Regions from separate parts of the Mus musculus genome. Here region 1 is linked to region 2. A link is a loop called in an ENCODE intact Hi-C map of the cell type or tissue named here. Cell type or tissue: gastrocnemius. All regions are shown on one strand. Links, peaks and the distances in the headings refer to the core of each region. The heading gives the core; the rest is flanking DNA. Region 1 holds the start of Fam168b (family with sequence similarity 168, member B). Region 2 holds the start of Ccdc115 (coiled-coil domain containing 115).

The links. Hi-C counts contacts between places; a loop is a spot of excess contacts. Peaks named below come from ENCODE experiments on the same cell type or tissue, not always from the same donor. Only the 100,000 strongest peaks of a DNase experiment are listed, where the experiment ranks them.
Region 1: a loop joins it to region 2, with 2.5 times the contacts of the local background. A loop is called at or near these places in 5 of 42 quality-filtered maps.

Annotation. Positions count from the first base shown.
Region 1 is chr1:34,839,018-34,848,836 of GRCm38, reverse strand. Fam168b (family with sequence similarity 168, member B) reads left to right here and starts at 5,787. Exons shown (of 7, transcript NM_174997.2): 1 at 5,787-6,009. In gastrocnemius, for the core only: a CTCF peak has its summit at 6,155; DNase peaks (open chromatin) are centred at 5,778 and 6,107; H3K4me3 peaks cover 3,138 bases; H3K27ac peaks cover 4,878 bases.
Region 2 is chr1:34,435,815-34,445,633 of GRCm38, reverse strand. Ccdc115 (coiled-coil domain containing 115) reads left to right here and starts at 5,962. Exons shown (of 5, transcript NM_027159.2): 1 at 5,962-6,406; 2 at 6,488-6,591; 3 at 6,702-6,784; 4 at 7,776-7,907; 5 at 8,024-8,964. The coding sequence starts at 6,296. The coding sequence ends at 8,136. It overlaps Imp4 (IMP4, U3 small nucleolar ribonucleoprotein), which reads right to left and starts at 5,805. Exons shown (of 9, transcript NM_178601.3): 1 at 5,707-5,805; 2 at 5,485-5,593; 3 at 2,641-2,724; 4 at 2,147-2,256; 5 at 1,939-2,071; 6 at 1,711-1,865; 7 at 1,543-1,637; 8 at 1,365-1,438; 9 at 1-1,276. The coding sequence starts at 5,709. The coding sequence ends at 1,164. In gastrocnemius, for the core only: a CTCF peak has its summit at 5,544; DNase peaks (open chromatin) are centred at 5,178, 5,861, 6,235 and 6,736; H3K4me3 peaks cover 2,750 bases; H3K27ac peaks cover 1,624 bases.

The DNA.
Region 1 (9,819 bases), core at 1,262-9,261, 400 kb before region 2:
CCTGTGGGAAGGAGACCGAAGGTACCCTCAGGTCATCGGACAGCCCTATGATCATTTACATTGATGGAGCTATAGCTGTTGTACTGATTAGTTTTTGTCAGCTTGACACAAACTAGGATCATCTGGGAAGGGAACCTCAAATGAGAAAAAAATCTCCATCAGATAAGTCTGGGGACTTTCTCTAAAGTGATTGGCATTGGGGGGCGGTGCCTATCTCAGTACAGGCAATGCAATCCTTTAGCAGGAGGTCATGGATTATATAAGAAAGCAGACCAGTAAGCAGGGTCCCTCCACGGTCTCTGCTTGAGTTCCTGCCTTGCCTTCCCTCGATGTCAGACTGTGATCAAGATTTATAAACTAAATAAGTCCTTCCTTCCCTAAGTTGCTTTGAGTCATGATAATTTCACAGCAATAGAAAATGCAGATTTTTTTCCTACTTTACTGCACTTATTGAATTTTCCTTTCATTTTAAATTACTTGTCTGTCTGTCTGTGTGGGAGTATGTATACACGGTGCAGGTTCCCATGGAGGCCAGAGATGTCCTTAAGAGCAGCCAGTACTCTTAACTGCTAGCTATCTCTCCAGATACCAAAATTTTCTTTAATGAATATATACAGAAGTGATACATATACATACATACATACATACATACATACATACCTTAAATAATAGGAAAAAGAGTTGTATTTGAATACAGTTTGAGTTAAATATGTTTTCCAGGAACTAGTGAAGAGGCTTAGTAAGTTTTCTAATTTAGTGAAATTGGCTTTGTGTTCTAACTCCTTGTCAAGAAGGAAGAAGAGGATTAAAACATGTTCTCAACAGGCCCACTATGTGTGAGTGAGCACACGCCCTCAGCAGGCCCACTGTGTGTGAGTGAGCACACGCCCTCAGCAGGCCCACTGTGTGTGAGTGAGCACACGCCCTCAGCAGGCCCACTGTGTGTGAGTGAGCATCCACTCTAGACCCTGTGTGTCTGTGCTGAAACTTTAGTTTCTGGTCTAAGCCCAACAGGAGGGGCCACTCGAGGATGTCATGATTGCATGATTTTATTCTCCACAGTACAATTTGTAGGATAGTACATTTAGTTTTATAAGAAACAGCTAGACTTTTTTCTGAAGGGATTATGATACTTTTTGTGCTTCCAGGAAAAAAAAAATGAGATTTTTGTTTTGCTGCAAAGAAAGCCTTCACAAACATTATCTTTCTCCTAATTCCCCCAACCTGCTCAGGTCCCACTCTATCCCAGCCTCACCACAGGTAGTTGGTGCTATTTGCTTTTGAATGATTTGTAAATTACACAATATTTTTACACTATATGTATTTCTCCTTTTTTACACAGTGTCCTTCAGCACAATCCTATGTCCCCATGTTGATCTATGGGAAGGCTCCTTGTTTCTTTGCTTTGCTTTCTTCTCTGTTTTAATTAGAATTTTTACCATATAGATGAACCAGGGTTCATTGAACTATCCCCTAGTAATGGGTACTTGGGTTGTTTGTGCTGGCAGGATGACACTGACAGGCTAGGGAGAGATTCATCTTGGCAGAAGGTGGCAGATCTGGGAAGTGGATAACATTTAAGAATACTGTCTCCCTGGAGGCATTCTATAGAGCTACTTTGATGTGGAGGCAGGGTTGTGTGCAGGCAGTCAGGTAGTGTCTCATGTCATGGTGCTCTGGCTGTTAGGTCTTATTAGGTAGAACACCTGTTCGGGGAATCGATCTCAGTGTGGTGGTGGAAATGTCCCTCAGGTATTTAAACACTCGGTTCCTTGGTGACACTGAGTCAGTTATGGAGTATTCAGGAGATTTAGCTTGGCTGGAGGAACTCTTGTCACTGGGGGCTGGCTCTTAGCTTCCTGCTCTGGCCACCAGATGCCACACATACCCTGCTGCCAGGGCCCACATTACAGACTCTAGCCTTCTGGAACTGTAAGCCAAAGTAAGTTCTTCCACAAGCTGCTTATAGGTGTGTTTTATCACAGGAACAAAAAGTCATGGATAACTCACTTTACTTTCCTACTGCTGTGAGAAAATAAGGTAGCAAAGCCAGGCACACTGGTGCATGCCGTTAAACACTTGAGAAGCAGACACAGGCAGATTTCTGTTAGTCTGGGGCCAGCCTGGTGTACAGAGGGAGTTCCAGGCTAGATTGGGCTACATAGTAAAACCCTGGCTCAAAACAAACAAATAAACAAATTCTAACTAAAACAATTTCAGGGAGAATGGGTTGGCGTGGCTCACAGTTCCAGGTTATAGCCCATCATGGCAGGGCTATCAAAGCACAAGCACTTGAAGGAATTGGTCACATTGTACCCACAATTAAGAATCAAAGATGGAAGAATGTATGCTGGTGTTAAGTTCCCTTTATTCGCCGGGCAGTGGTGGTACACGCCTTTAATCTCAGCACTTGGGAGGCAGAGGCAGGTGGATTTCTGAGTTCGAGGCCAGCCTGGTCTACAGAGTGAGTTCTAGTATAGCCAGGGCTACACAGATAAATCCTGTCTCGAAAAACAAACAAACAAAAAGTTCCCTTTATTAATTTTATACAGTGCAGGGGTCATGACACAAGGCAAGGTTCCAACCACCATTAAGATGGGTTTACCCATCAATTAACACACCCAAGATAATCTCCTATGGAGGAGGGATTTCTTGGTGCCTCTAGAGTCTGTTAGGCTGACAATTCATACCACCACAGGGTCGCATCTAGATGACTAGAGGGGCAGCTCATCACTTGGTGAAGGAATACAGTTTACAGCGTGATTTACTTACCTTTTTCTTAGATTTGGCTTTGTAAAGACTTCATGAGTTATAAGGGGTCAAATGACCCAGTTGCCTAAAGTGTAGATTCTTCTACAGTAGCGTCATGATGCCATAAGAGATTAGAACATGTTATGGAGAACTCTTCCACACCATACTTGGAGTGAACTGCAGCCTTGCTCAGATCCCATTCTGTCCTGGGGTGATAACAGCTCCATCCTTAGGCTAGAAAAGTTCAGCACAGCCCTCTATCCCAGATCCCAAAATAACATCTGGAGGGAGCTTCCTGTTTTGTACTGTTATAAGGAAAGCTCTCTGGAATAAGTGTGTACTTGTTTAATTTTATAAGTGTGATGGCTATTCTTGGCTGTCAACTTGGCTACATTTGAAATTAACTAAAATCCAAAAATGGAGAGCATTTGCTTAATTTGAAATTGGAAGATCAACTGGCCTTTACTATGGATCCTAAGGCAGGAAGACACACCTATAATCTGGGCCACGTCTTCTTCTGGAAGCCTATGTAAGGACATGGAAGAAGGAAGCTTTTGTTTGCCTGCTCGCTCTTGCCTACTAGCAAGTCTACTCTTTCACTGGCATTAGAGCCCACTTCTTCAGGATTCCAGTGTATACTGAAGACCAGCTGAGACATCCAGCCTCGTGGACTGAGCACTGCTAAATTCTCAGACCTTCAGTTCATCGGCAACCATTGTTGAATTAGTTGGACCTCTGTCTGAAAACCGTTCTAATAAATCTCCCTTTTACATATACAGAGATTCATTCTTTAAACTCTGTTACTCTATAGAGAACCCTGGCTAGTAGAAAGTTACCTATATGGATGAGCCTTCAGAAATGGAGTTGCTGAGCTAAAAGCTCTGTGTCTTTGTGTGCACTGATCCTGATACACATCTCAGAAGGTCCCCTCACCCATCCAGCTGCTGGGTGTCCACTTCTGAGGCTTCACCAACAGAGGATATTGCCTTTTTTAAAGCAGTATTTCCCAGCCACTGGTAAAAATGCCACCTTAATGTTTGTTTGCTTGAGGTTTTGTTTTGTTGCCTTTCTTATTGAAACAAATTCTTGATGGCCTAAGAACTCACCATGTAGGCCAGATGGCTTCAAGCTTGAGGCTCTCCTTATATCTCTGCCTCCAAAGTCCTGTGTCTTAAAGTTTTAACCTGAATTTTTTTGTGTGTATGTAGAGATACAGTTGACTTTTTTTTTCCATATTATTGAGACCTATTTATATGTTCTCGGCTATAACTGGTTCTTATTGGCCTCTGGAAGGTCTCAGAATACTAAAGAGATTAACCTTTTGTGGTGTTTCATTCTTAATCAAGTGCCTTTTAATTTTCCTTAAGGTGATTTCTCCAAAACATTTTCAAAATTTTAATGGAGACTGTTCTCTTTCACTAGTGGGCTCTGAGGACCCCCAGGCTTCAGTGCAAAGCTTTTTAACCTGCTAATCCCACTTCCTTGCCCCTCCAATCAGTGTTCCTCATAGGCATTGTTGGTGGCTTTTGACAAGAGAAGTTCTTTACTCCATATTTAGAAATGAACTTCCCCATGTTCTCTTCTTTTTTGTTTCCACACTTAAAAATGTATGCCTTTTTTAAAAGTTGGAATCTATTCTGGTGCATGAGTTACAGATACAGTCTATACGTTTGTGGTGGCCCCAGTACCAATAATTTAGTGATCCTTCTTCATCCTCAGCTAGTCATGTTTGCTGTGGAAAAAAAATGGTGGGAAAAGCCAGGCATGGTGGCACATGTCCTTAATCCCAGCACTTAAGGGCAGAGGCAGGCAAATCTCTGAGTCTGTGTAGCATACACAGTGTCAGCTCTCAGGCTAGCAGCCAAGACATCAACATGTAGATTTTTTTTTTGAACCTTTAAGATCCAAATAATAGCACCTAGTGATATGAAATATTTTATTAGATGTCAACTTCTCCCAATTGTTTTAGTATACTTCTGGATTTCCCATTACATTCCATTGGTTCATTATTTGTGCACTAGTGAGCTTATCGGCTGCAGCCTTTAAATATGCTTTCATATCTGATAGGAAGCTTAACTGCCCCTTTTTTACTATTCTCTATTCCCAAACATTTCCTAGCATGCATACTTGATGTTGACTTTTCTGTTTTGTGAAGCCAGTGTGGTTTGGGGCTTGCTCTAAGTGCTTGTTATTTCTTAGCTCTGTGACAGATGCAAGCTTACCGGGGTAAAAATCTTTTTGGTGGCCTTGGAACTGAAAGATCAAAAAGAAAAGAGGGTGGAGAGATGCCTCAGTGATTATTTTTCTTCTCTAGACAGAATTTTTCTGCATAGCCTTGGCTGATATCAATCCTTAGACCAAGTTGGCCTCTAACTTAGAGATCCCCCTGCCTCTGCGTCCCAAATGTTGGGGTTAAAGGCTATGTTTGCTGCTTGCTCTTATAGAGCACCTGGGTTCAATTCACAGAATGGTTCATAAACATCTGTAACTCCCTCTTCTGACCTCTGTAGGCGTTAAGCAGGTACTTGGCAGTGAACACACATTCTTGCAGGCGAAACACTCACACACAAAACGAATACATCTTTTTAAAGGGGGGTGGGGAATCCCAGAGATGGCTCAGAGAAGTTTCCATCACCACCGCACGTAGGAAAGCTAGAAATCCCCTGTAACTCCAGCTAGAGAGGATCACATGCCAGCACTCTTGTGAACAACCCCACACACAGCTACACACTTACACGCATATTAAAAATAAAATCTTAGGACTGTGCTCGGTGGCTGTCGCTTTAAGGCCAGTACTCTAGAGGTAGATGCAGGAAGAGCTGTAAATTCAAGGCCATCCTGGTCCAAAACCAAACAAGGACAAAACAGGGGAAATGCTTACAACGGGCCATAACTACTTTCTACAAGGATGTTTGCAGCCCGGTTTTAGCCGGAGCTTGAGCGGAGGCTCGCAGTCTAGGCGCGCGTCCTAGCATCCGGGCATCTCGCGCAAGCCTCTCGGGGCGCGCGCGCGCAGCTGCGTCACGTGCCCGGCGCGCCCCCGGCTGGCGCGCGGCGGGCGGAAGTGAGGTCGTGGGCTGCGGTGTCTGCGCAGCGTCGGCGGGAGCGGGGGCCGCGGCGAGGCTGGCGGGCGGGCGGGAGGCAGCGCGGGCCTAGCGGTCGGCCGCAACCGAGCGTCGTCTGGGCACTGCCCGTCGCCGAGCCCCACGCCGTGCCGGCTCGGGCCGGCGCGCGCCGGTCCCGGAGGCTCAGGCCACCGTGAGTACGGGAAGCATGGGGGCGGCAGCTCGGGGCGGGCGGGCGGGCGCGGGCCGGAAGTGCGGCGCTTTGTGCAGCGCCTGGTCGGGCCGCGCGGGGAGCAGGGGCGCCGCTTTGTCCGCGGCGGGCCGGGGGGCGGGGCGGGAAGGTCGCGGGGCCGCCGCAGACCCGGCGATCCCCCTCTCGCTGGAAAACGTGGGCTTCGGAGGGTACCTTAGCAAAGGAAGGACGTTCCGGGCCGTGGCCCAGGTTCATCTGAAAAAAGAGAAGGACGACCTGCCAGCGCGTCCTCGGCTGGGTGTTCTCTCTCGTGGTATCTCCTGCATTGTCTGAGCTGATTGTTTTAAGCACTCACGTAAACATCTTGGAGTGTTCTGCGTGCAAGGAGGTTTGCTAGTGAAAAGGTTCACATGTGCGCATACACACCTTACATTTAAAAAAAATTTAAAAAAAGAAAAAAAGGTTTGGGCAGTTCCTATGCCTTAAACTCTCCACTTCGCCTTGTGTAAGATGAGATGATTTTCTGTAGTATGACAAGATTTTAAATTAGAGTAGTTCTGGTGCAAGTAATTAGGACGGCCTTTAAAACTTCGGTAGGTCAAAGGCTAATGAGTGGTTTTCCCTTTGACAGCCAAGATTTGAGAAATCTAGGCCACCTTTCCTAATGCCGAAGCTACTGTGGTGGAAATCGTTGAAGGGCTTGCTTTCTTTAGTCTTTGTATAAAGCTGGCTCATTTTTTTTTTTTCGGTAGTGTCTGTAGTTTACTCGTGCAGCATTTTTGGAATGTTTTGACATGTGAGAAAAGCTTTACGGGTGTTAAAATTAATTGTAACCAGAACCAAATGAAAGTTAAGGTCTAGTAGGCGGGGGCTTCAGGGTTTTGAGTTGCTTGTCTCTGCATTCACCTAGGAGGTGTTGAGAAGCGGTTGATAGAATTGCCCTTCTCCTGACCTCCTGCCCCTAAGGGTGGAAGTGACCGTCTGTATAAGGCCAGTGCCTGGAACCCAGGAAGGAGGAGGAAACCGCTGGCTGCTGTTACTGGACTTTTCTCCAGTCTCAGATTGGTTTGGGCTAGCTCTACACCTGCCTTTCTGTCCATTTTAATGTTAGACAGAGATGAGAAGAAGAAGAAAAAAAATGCATGTTAAAAATAATTTTCGAAGGTCCTATGGTTTAAGGGAGTTGTCTTCCTAGCTTGTCTTATAGACGGTTAATTTTTATGGCCCAGCTGAGAACAGTTTCGAAGCATGAATGTGTTAGTGTCTCAGTAGTGATGCCTGGCTTCTGTCTGTGTTCTGTAGTTTTGTTTGTTTGAGATCAGACTTCTCTACAGAAAAGCCCGACGTTGTCTGGGAAGGGCACAGACAGCAGTGAATGCTGAATTTGGTGGACTAGAGAGTTTTCTTGCAAGACTACTCTCCTTGCTATCAGACATAAGGAAAACTTTCCAATGCTGATATTTTTCTAATCAATCTGTAATTTACTTATTTAAGCATCTATCTCTGGGATAGAGACAGTTACAGCACCATGAAATTCGTGTTGATATGAAACACTAGTAAGACCTTTAAAATGTTGCAGTTACCACTTCAGCTCAACACTAGTGTTTATGTTTTAAAACTCAAACTATGGACTAGAGCTATGGCTGGGCAGTTGAGAGTGCTCCGTGGTCATGCAGAACCTCCAGTTCTTCTCCCAGCACTGTTTTAGGCAGCTCACAACTCCCTGTAACCCGGGTCCAAAGGATCTGACACACACACACAGCATTCACTCACAGGACACAAGCATAAATATAAATAATAAAAAACTATCCTGAGAACCTTAATCGGGAGGGTCTATTTTGTAATTATATCTTTTTCCCTCCTGGATCTGAGGACTGAACCTGGGGCCTTAAGTACTCTACCATTGAGCTAAATCTCTAGCCTCATTAAACACAAATTCTTTTTAAAAAAGAAAGACAGACAGACAGACAGACCTCTCATTTTAACGATGTGCTTGTGATGTTGCTGTTACTGTTGAGGGATTTGTGCAGTCTTTATGGGTACGGTTGGATGGTTTGTTCTGATGCAGGCATCAAACCACCCACAGCATTCCCACAGTTGAGTAAGTTCAAATGAGAATCCTAGGAACTCTGGCCCTGCAGTCAATGTGGATGCTTTGTCCACACCAGCTCAGAGTAAGGATTGGTGGCTGCTGTGTGACCAGTGGCACAAGAAAACCAGGTGCTGCTCCAGGTGTCTCTTTGCTTATTTGTTATGCAGGCATAAAAGTATGGGTGGGAGGGACGACACTCTTTGCAGCCATGTTCCTCACATACTGAAGTAAAGTTTACAGTATTTGCCCTTTTTAAGGAAGTACTTTAAAGTGTAGGTATTCCCATTGCTACATCCTTTTGTAGTCTAACAGTTTACATATTGACATATTGTCTCGGGGCTGTACTACTGTGAACAGACACCTTGACCAAGGCATGTTTTATAAAGGACATTTCATTGGGGCTGGCTTACAGGTTCAGACGTTCAGTCCATTATCTTCAAGGTGTGAGCAGGGCAGGATCCAGGCAGGCATGGTGCAGGAGGAGCTGAGAGTTCTACATCTTCATCTGAAGGCTGCTAGTGAAGACTGGTTGATGTCCAGGCTACTTGGTTGAGGGCTTTAGGTCCACACCCACAGTGACACACCTACTCCAATAAGGCCACACCTCCTAATATATATACAAATGGTCACACATATAAACACAGTACTATTACCATAAATAACAAACTCTGCGTGTGTTCACTTTTGTTCTATATTACTAAAATATGTTTTTTACAGATATAAATCATAATCTAAACAAAATCCACCTACTGCCTTTAGAGTAAATCTAATTGTGGAACATCGTCCCCTGTGTTCCTAATATCTAAGAATAGACGTTTGTTCTTGAGAATGCCCCTCCTTGTGGGTTTGTGTGGTTTGCCTCCTAAGTCTCCTTCCATTTGTTCCTCAGACGCCTGGACTTTGCTGTTAACTGGACATTAGGTGCTGGCTCCATTTGACACTTGCAGCAGTGTCTTGGCTGGTACATAGTAGCTGACTTCTGTCATGTGAGAGTACAGAGAATGTCAGGGGTTATTTAATGCAGTGATAAGTTTATGTTTTACATCTGCTAATCAGGTGTGCTTTGGTAATTCTGAGCTAGACTTTAAATGGCTTAAGTTAAAGTTTGTCATTGGGCTTGCAGTCTTTGAAGGGAATCTCAGCATAGAATAAATAATTCAAGGAGGGTGTTTGTATTTGGACACAGAACCGATGGTGTCATGGGTTTCCTTCCAGCACACTGAGGTGGTTGACCAGATGATTGAAAGGGGAACTGTACTGTTTCCTTTTCTCAGTCCTACACTGTTCTTACCTCTCTCTCGGAGCTGAGGTGGAAGCGAGGGCTTCACGTTAATCACATCAGGAAACGCTCGTCATTGGCCTCTGGAGTGGTCTGACGTCCCTAAAGGCCGCTTGTCCTGCTTGGCTGTGGCAGCGCTACCACGTTTCTCCTCACTGCCACCCCTCTCTTGGGAGGAGCTCCTTCAGAGCTTGCTTTCTGCGCTCAAAGCGTCCATTTCTCCTTCAGCCCTTACCATGCTTTGTCTCAAGCCAGCACTATTCATGATTCTTCTTACCTACTGTCTTAGTCAGGGTTTCTATTCCTGCACAAACATCAGGACCAAGAAACATGTTGGGGAGGAAAGGGTTTATTCGCCTTACACTTCCATACTGCTGTTCATCACCAAGGAAGCCAGGACTGGAACTCAAGCAGGTCAGGAAGCAGGAGCTGATGCAGA
Region 2 (9,819 bases), core at 1,026-9,025:
TGGGCCCACCCGTCCCAGAGCACTGGCCTAACCTTCCTCATCTTATTGGACCTCAAGGGCCTTGCACATCATCCAGATGGCTTCTGTTCTCTCACTATCGTTAGGTTTTCATGACACCATGCAGACATCTCCCTTATCCTGTCTGGCATGCTTCCTCAGAGGCCTCCTCCTAATGGTATGGTAGATCCCATCACCAATTCTCTCTGCGAGCTCTAGGGTCTTGACAACCACTCTATACAAACCCAGGGCCCTTGGGGAAGTTCAGGGTTTTGGATACAGAGAGGACAGTAAGTTGCAAACGGCTGTGGCACAGCCTCTTGAGGCCCTTCCCTGGGCAACACTAGCTCTCCCTGTGGCTGATGGACAGGCCCATTGTAGATGTAGATAGGCAGAGATATGGTAGGCAGGCTGTGGGTGTCACTCTGTCTCCTGGGAAAGAGGGAGGGTGCAGAGAGAATCTCTTGTGTTCTGTATGGAAATATCACTGGTCAATAGAAAAGTATGGCCAATGAGCTAAGGCAAGAAACAGGAGATGGGATATCCTGCGGAGAGAGAGGGGATTCTGGAAAAGAGGCACAGGAGATGGTTGCATGAAACTGAGGTAACCAGCCATAGGGCACTCACAAAACAAACAAGGAACTGAGTAATGAGCTAGGCAGGGAATAGACGCTAGCTGTTGGCCTAGGCGTTTATTCATGAAATATTAAGTCTTAGAGTCGCTATCTCTTCGAACAAAGAGGCTGAGGGGAAAAGCTCGCAGTTAGAGGAGGGTGCCCCTGCTTGTAAGTTAGGCTGGTAATTAAATGGTGTAGGCTTGCTGCTGGTGACAAAGACTGACCCTAAACCACAGGAAAAAAGTGTTCACAGGGCCCAACTCTGAAGAAAGTAACCACTTTCCAGTGCAGATCTGCAGCCCTACCCCAGCCTGAAGGTGACTATTCAGTCCACTGTCATTAGGTCCTCAACCCATAGATACTCTGTGGGCTTCAGGTTTGTCCTGACAGACAGTAGGCCAACCGTGACCAGTTAGAGGCAGCTGGGAGCGTGATGACAGAGGGGTTATTTAGATCCCTCCAGTCTCCACTTAGGATTAGTGAATCTGTCTGTGACAAGTCTCTGATCCAGGATTCCAAGTCTGCATTCTGACTGGCAAGTAGCTCAGCTCACTCGGCACTCAGGAAGACCCTCTTGCGGGCGGTGTTGGTGTAGGGGTGCCAGCGCCACTCTACATCTGCGGTGGCCTCCTGCTCCAGTGTGCCCAGGCGAATCATATACACTAGGGTGAGGGGAGAGATGTCACACCATGCACAGTCAAGGACCCCCCCACTAACCTCCCTCAGGCATAAACTAAAGCCTAAACTCACACTTGAGCTCAAATCGAGGCCCGACCTCAGTCAGCTCCACATTGCGGTGGTCTGTCTTCTTGTAGACATGGTGCCTGAGGAAAAAGGAAGCAGAGGTACGTACGTGGGTCAGTAGGGGCTGTGGGTTAGCTGAGGAACTACAAAGGTCACAGGCCCTACACTCAGCCCATGGACCCACCGGAATGAAATGTAGTCATCCTGGTTTGCAAAGGTGATGACCCGATGGCTGTCGTCTTTTGGCACGGGGAATAGGTAACGAAGGATGTCCGACACCTGGGGACACAGGGACAGAGAGTCACAGGGCTGGTCTGAGCCTCAGCCCTTCCCACAGGGTTCCCATACTCACCCGCTTGCCCAGCCGTGAGGAAAAGCCATGAGTGATGAGGTGGGGCTTGGCTTCTGACATGGTGCCCAGGTCAGGGATGTCGTGCCGCATGACCACGTTACACAGTGTGAAATAGGCAGTAGGACCGAAGGGCAGATGGCTGACAATGAGCCCCACTGTAGGGGAGAGGCTGTCAGACACTCTGCCATGACAACAGCCCAAGCTCCCTTGCCCTCTAGCAGGCCTTACCGGGTGTGCCTCGATGCTCATGGACCACCAACAGGTCGGTGACCCCGTTGGCTTTGCAAGCTCTCACTAGTGCTCCAACCTCATGCCGACCTCGGTTCATGCGCTGGGCACCTGGGAACACCAGCTTCAGTTCCTGCCCATGGACCAACACCGAATTAGAACTGGGGCCACTAGGCCTGGGTATCCCCTACTCCCTGACGCCCAGTACCTTTGCAAACATTTTCAGGCGAGAACTAGGGTCTCTGGAGGTAGTGATCATGACCTTAGGATCCTCAACCCCGGCCCATCGATATTCATCATCTACATGGCTGGTTACACCTGTCAGGAGAACAAGAGGCAAGGAAAATGCTGACTCTGCTCAAGAGAGCCTAGTGGAAATGCACCTCTAGTGGCCAGGAGAGCAGCTACCAGCCCACTGTGGGTACCAGTGCTAAGGACACTTCTGCTCCAGCAGACACTCCAACGAGCAAAGACTAAAAGCTACTGTGTTTATCGTATAAATAGAACTGAAAGCATTTGTTTGGGGAGAGCCCCTGTGATGCCACCCAGGCAGACAGGAGGAACCTGGGGACAGGTACAGAAACTGCTCACCTGGACACTTCCATCAGGTGGGAAATTGTCCAGTGTGGCTGAAGAGGACCTGGAGCCCAGTGGGCACAGAAGTTGGTTCAGTGTGGAAGAGGGCTGCAGAGCACAGATTACCTTCTCCACCAGCATCATCGAACTCCAAGGACCCCTGTAAGGCTAGAGCCTCCCGGCGTAACTCGGTGGGAATCAGCTGGTTTTCTGCAAGGAAGAGAAGGGCAGAGTGAGACACAATGTATATAACACTGTGTGGTTCACTAGTGTGTGGACTTAATGTGAAAGCCCCTGATTTCTTTCTTAACATCCTCAATAGAGTCAGTAAGAAATATAGAACGAACAGAGGTAACAAACCAATGGTCTTGAGAGGCCCATGGCTTTGCTGCTGAGTGTGTCGCTAACAGGGTACAGGGTACGCCACCACCCCTAGTTATCAACTTCTTTTCATCTAATTGTCAACTAATGGTTACTGGGGAGCTCATTTTCTAAATACTTCTTCATTATCAATGTTATTTTTTTTTTTTTTTTTTTTTTTTTGGTTTTTCAAGACAGGGTTTCTCTGTGTTGCCCTAGCTGTCCTGGAACTCACTTTGTAGACCAGGCTGGCCTCCAACTCAGAAATCCGCCTGCCTCTGCCTCCCAAGTGCTGGGATTAAAGGCGTGTGCCACCACCGCCCGGCATTAATGTCATTTTTATAACCAGACAAAAAATCTAAAGAAAATCTGATAATGCACTGGGGGTTGGTTTGCTTGCAGGTGAAGAAGACCTTGGTGTTGAGGAGCACTACAAAAATAATAAATGCTTAAAAAAAAAATAGAAAGGGGCTAGTGAGATGGCACAGCAGTTAAGCACTGTCTGCTCTTCTAGAGGTCCAGAGCTCAATTCCCAGCAACCATACCACAGCTCACTACTACCCATAAAGGAATCTGACACCCCCTTCTGGCATATAGGTGGACATGCAACCAGAGCACTCATACTTAAGTAAATAAATACATTTAAAAGACAGAAAGAAATTGTTTCTTAAGTAGGAAGGAAGACCAGTGACCTCCAAGTCTTCACACTGCCTACTAAGGTGGTTAGCACGCCTGCCTTTGATCCCAGCACTCAGAAGGCAAAGGCAGGGGATCTCTAAGAGTGAGGCCAGACAAGTCTACATAGTGAGACCCTGGCTCAAAAACCAATAACAACAAAACAATATAAAAAAAGAACACTGCTACCTGGAGGCACAGGTAACCTCAAGGCGCATGGCCTCAGCTGGCCGGGGGTCAGAGGTTCTTTCTGTGAACTAAGGTGGACAGCAAGGCCTGAGGCCCAGTTCCGCATCTCCAGCATGTGAGGGAAGGGAGAGAGTCACAGCAGCACTCTGTCAAGCTAGCTACCAAGTGACATAAGCTCTCCTCTGCCACAGGAAAAGGAGCCTCCCTAGGGATACCCACAAGAAGAAAAGTCCAACCATTCCTTCTGCATCTTAGAAACAATACTGAGCCCCCAACCCAAACAAATACAAAGCCAAACACATACGCTAATAACCTAGGGATATAAGTAGGCATAATGTGAACACAAATAATACTTACAACAGTTTCTTTTAATGCAATATTTAATATAGTTAATAATAATATAGTTAATAATAGATGGTTGCAAATGCTAATATATTGATCATTTTTCTGTGTATGTGTTCCTGCCTGAGTTCACATGTGTTCAGGTAGCTGCTAAGGCCAGAGGACACTGGATCCCTGGGGTTACAGACAGTTGTGAGTCACTCTATATGGGTAGTAGGGAATGAATTTGGGTCCTCTCAAAGAGCAGGAAGTGCTCTGAATCCTTGAGCCATTTTTTTAAAACTTTTTTTTTAAGTTATGGTAATGGGTCACAGATACTTAACATTATGCTTATATAGCCCAGGCTGATCTGAAACTCATGCAGCCAAAGCAAGCCTTGAACTCCTGATCCTCTAGCCTCCACCTTACCAGTGTTGGGACATAGGCCCCCAGGCACAGTTGAGTCAGGCTGGGGACAGAATCCAGAGCCTCCTTCATGTTAGGAAGCACTCTCTAACAACTGTGGTACAATCCCAGCCCTAACATTATGCTTCTTAACTCAAAAAAACGTTACATGACACACATATACTTTATAGTCCTAAATTACAGGAACGGAATTTAATTACTGGCACCAGGGATATTGTACTATCAATCAGGCGGGAGACATGAAGTTCCTTAGATACAAAAGCAAAATAGGGATAAATAGAACATTTCCAATTAAGCTCTGTGATAGAGGATCTTCATTTATTAGGGCAAATGAAAATGTGAATTAATGTAAGGCAAAGTTTTAAACTAACCTGTAAAACGAATGTCAAATTCTAAATGGAAGAAGAATTAAAATGCAAGACAATTATAACAATCAATAACAGGTTTTTCTAATTTTGTTTTGAAGAAGACAACAAAAACAAATACCAAGGATTCTTGCAGACCCATTCCCTAAGATGGGAATCAATTAGATGAGGCAAAGGTTTTTTGTTGGTTTGTTGCTTGATTTGGTTTGGTTTTTGGTTTTTCGAGACAGGGATTCTCTGTTTTAGCTCTGGCTGTACTGGAACTCATTATGTAGACCAGGCTGGCTTCGAACTCGGGGATCGGCCTGTCTCTGCCTCTCGAGGGCTGGGATTGAAACCGTGCGCCGCCGCCACCCGACAGAGGCAATGTTTTAAAACTAAATAAAAACTAGATATTCTGTAAGCAAAACTGGCAATCAACCTGTAGACATGGGCAACTGTAGCATAAACGGCCATACTATCACATGGTGGGATCATTCAGAAACCAGTGAGCAGTGAGGTCCTACCTAACGAGCAGAGAAAGGAAAGATGACCAGCCACCCTGATACAAATACATTAAGTTCAAATGCGTTTACACCTCCGTGTAGTATGCTCGAGCAAGGACTTGTAACCCACCAGCACAGGGAGGCCTTACCTTCTAGAGCACGCTTGACTCGCTCCTTCTTCTCCTGAACGGATCGCTGCGCCTCCTCCCGGGCTTTGCGGTACAGGTACTCGCGGCGCAGGCGAGCCTCCCGACGGAGCTAGAGAACACACAGGGTCACCATCCACTTCGGAGCACCGAGGACCACAACTCAGCCCTCCCGTAGTCCCCTTCTTTCCCGCTAAACCAGAACAGGAAATCAAAACATCCTACCATGATGAGCGCCGCTCCCTCACGAGTCCCAACTCTTCTGGCGCTGCTGGCACCACGCAGTGATCACTTCCGCCCTCAACCAAAAAGGCCTTTAGAGGCTTCACTCGATTCCACTGCCGGTCAGAGTGCCCCATCTTAAGATGGCGAATGGAGGAGGGCGTCGCAAGGTGATTGGTCAGACGGGCAACCAATTAATTACCCGGATTTGGGATGTCACGTGGTCTAAGACCGTCCTGATTAGTTAGTCCGTCTGCGGCTTCACCGGTGCTTGAGCTGGTCAGGCAGCAGGCTAGCGAAGAGTAAAAGCAGGAACTGTGCGCATGGCTTCCTAGATTCAAGTTAAGGTCCGACTTTTGGTAGCCATCGGATTCGAGAAGTATCCCGCTCCAGGCGCTAATCCGCGTCCTGGCTGGTGACAGGGATCACCCGGAAGTTGAAGCCTTTGACTTCCGGGTCACGATTAGTACTGCCCCCCTAAGGGCGGATCTTGAGCGCTTATTGGCTGTCATGCACATGGCCGCGCAGTGATTCGGCGGCTTGGAAGGAAGTGGCTCCGCCCATCCGCGCGTGTCCCAAGACTGGCTGGGCCATGGCGGTCCAGGCTCTGCGAGAGGAGTTGGACTCCAAGTGCCTACAGCTGCTCAGTGACCTGGAGGAACTGGAGGCGAAGCGGGCGGCGCTGAACGCCAGGGTGGAGGAGGTGGGCCACGGGGAATGGAAGGAGGGATAGAAAGCGGGCACAGGGAGGGAAAACAGTCTCAAGTCTCTCCTGTCTCCCCAGGGTTGGCTCTCACTTGCCAAGGCTCGCTATGCCATGGGAGCCAAGTCGGTAGGACCCCTGCAGTATGCCTCGCGTATGGAGCCTCAGGTCTGCGTGCGTGCCAGGTGAGCGCCCCCCCCCCCCCCCCCCCTTGGAGAGTGGATGGGCAGGACCTAGGCCGGCGCGGCCAGAGATCCAACTTCCCTTTTTTTTTTTTTTTTTTTTTTTTTCCCAGCGAGGCCCAGGATGGACCCCAGACCTTCAGGGTGATCAAAGCTGACGCCCAGACCCCCGAGGAAGTGGGGCCTAGCGAAGCATGTAAGTCTCCTTTCCACCTGTCAGCCCTTACTCAGCGCTAAAGACAAAACTCATTGAACATTTAAGGAAATTGCTTCATTCGGAATCTGATTAATGGAGAGCGTCTGAGCTGGAGAGTTGAATGTCTGGGGGGCGGGGGTGTGGGAGGGTGGGGTTCTTATACTTTGATAGGTAGGGTTCAAGTAACAGGATAGGAGAGCCGCCCGAGGAGGTCTAAGGGAATGGGGTGTATTCCAAGCCTCCTTGACATAACATGGTTGGGTAAGAGGGTTAAAGGAATGTTGGCGTTTAAGCTGATTGGTTCACAGCATCTGGTCAAACCACAAGGAGGGACCACACATCTAAAAGGTGCATCTTCACCTGGGAACGAATCATGTTTTCTTAGCCCACCCCATTATTATCGACTGACCACAGCTATTACGTCTGTTTTGCAACTGCCAAGAATATTTCGGATTTTTGTTTGTTTGGTTGTTTTTTGCTTTTCATTTCGTTTTGTTTTTTGTTTTTTTCAGAACTCAAGGGTGGGAGCCAAGTCATTGTGAGGGCAGGTTAGCTTAAAATGGAGTCTGAGAACAAAATGGAGTTTGCTCTGGTACTTTAATCTCTACACAGTTAAAGGTGGACTCTTTTATAGTGGGATGAGTTTTGCATTCAAAGGAGCTCAACAGAACAGAAAATGTATATCCCTATATCTAGATGTTCCTTGGAAATAAACCTCCAATCCCAGTTAATCACTCCTGAAACAGCTTGGGGACATTTCATCACTTTTAGGTAAATTGGCAAAGTCAGTCGTAGTCTTGTTCTGGGTAAACAGAATTGTCTGTCCTGGAAGTCAGAATAGACAGAGTCAACTGGATTACAAAGGGGGGAGTGTTACTATTTCCAGACACAGGAGAAGGTTGGGGAAATAGCTAACCTCCAGTGTTTCTCAGAATCATGAACTTGGACTAAGCTCATTGTGGTCATGAGGACTGTATGGCCTTTCTTTCAGCTCTGCGCAGGCGCAAGGGCCCCACCAAGACCAAAGAGTTAGGATCTGCTGTAGTTCCTCAAGATCCCTTGAACTGGTTTGGAATTTTGGTTCCTCACAGTCTGCGGCAGGCCCAAGCCAGCTTCCGGGATGGTGAGTTTTAGGACTATTGTACTGGCTAGGGAGGCCTAACACCCCTGCAGTCTTAGGGGTTGGGGGGGCGGCACTCCATGGATCTTACCATGATGACATTCCTCTTCTCTCACCAGGCCTACAGCTGGCTGCAGATATAGCCAGTCTCCAGACTCGCATCAACTGGGGTCAGAGTCAGCTTCGAGGCCTCCAGAAAAAACTGAAGGAGTTGGACCCTGGGCCTGCCTGACCTGCATCCACATTGGGAGGCACTGAGCATAGCTGCCGTGGATGCTACCACCTTACCTCAGGCCTTCTTCTTTTTATAAGCAGCCCCTGTCTCAGCTGATGCCCCACCTAGAAATGTCCTTAGTCTGCGCGGTTTCTAGCTTTTCGAGGCATGAAGTTGAGTTATGAAGTTTGATGAAGCAAAGCTGAGCAGTGTAGAGAGCACCTAGTTCTAGGCCATGGTCTCAGGGCATGACAGTGACGTGTGAATAACCTGCGGCAGCCATCTGGGATAGTGAAGCCCTGCAGAAATGGTGACAGAGAAGAAAGGGAGTCTAGAAACATAAGGTAGATCAGGACAATTCCAGTCAATAAAAGTACCTCAGGCTGGGCGTGGCAGCGCGTGCCTGTAGCTCCAGCAACTCTAGAGGCTGAGGCAGGAGGATCACTTAAGCCCTGGGAAGTTTATAGACAAGACAGCACACACACACACACACAAATACACAAATACCAGAATAGCTAGCAGGAAATATTACTTCTGTTATAAAAGGAAAAATAACTCATTCTTCCGGGGAATCAGGGTGACCTTCCTGATTGCACTTAGCTTATAGAAGTGAGACCCAGCTGCTTTGCTGAAGGTGCATTCTCTCACCTGGAAACTGTGTCTTGCTTCACGTTTTTTTCCTGAGCTATCCAGTTGTGTTGGGAAGGGGAATGTAATTGTTTGTGGGGTGTAAATATTTCTTCCTAATTTGTTAATTTTGCTTATATTGGTTTTTCTACTTATGAATTGTAAAAACAGAAATTTGTACAGAAAAATTGAATAAAGTAAAAGCTACAGTAAGTGTCACAGAGCTCTCATTTTATTTTCAGTGTATGGGGGCTTTCCCAGTGTATGTCTGTACCATGTGGTGTCTTCTGCCCTTCGGCGAGAAGAGGCCCTATGTCTCCTGTGGGTGCTAGGAAACCCTGGGTCCTCCAAAGAATAGTCAGGGTGTACTGGCTGGTTTTGTGTATCAACTTAACACAGGCTAGAGTTAGAGAAAGGAGCTTCAGTTGAGGAAATGCCTCCATGAGATCCAGCTGTAAGGCATTTTCTCAATTAGTGAGAAAGGAGGGAGGGACCCTTGTGGGCGGGACCATCTCTGGGCTGGTAATCTTGGGTTCTATAAGAGAGCAGGCTGAGCAAGCCAGTAAGGAACATCCCTCCATGGCCTCTGCATCAGCTCCTGCTTCCTGACCGTCCTGACTTCCTTTAGTGATGAGCGGTTTGGAGGTGTAAGCTAAATAAATCCTTTCCACCTTGCTTCTTGGTCATGATGTTTTGTCCAGGAATAGAAACCCTAAGACACAGGGTTTGCTCTTTTGTTGTTGTTTGCTTATTTGGTTTTTGGTGGTTTGGTTTTTTTTGTTTTTGTTTTTGAGACAGGGTTTCTCTATGTAGCTTTGGCTGTCCTGGAACTTGCTCTTGACCAAGCTGGCCTCAAACTCACAGAGGTCTCACTAGTGCTGGAATTAAAGGTGTGTGGCTCCCCCTTTCATCCTCTACACACTACCCCCCTGGGGGTGCTCTTGATGACTGAGCCATCACTCCAGACCCTCTTAGGTTTGGGTTTTTTTTAAGTATACTGTAGCTGTCTGAAGACACTCCAGAAGAGGGCTGTGAGCCACCATGTGGTTGCTGGGATTTGAACTCCAGACCTTC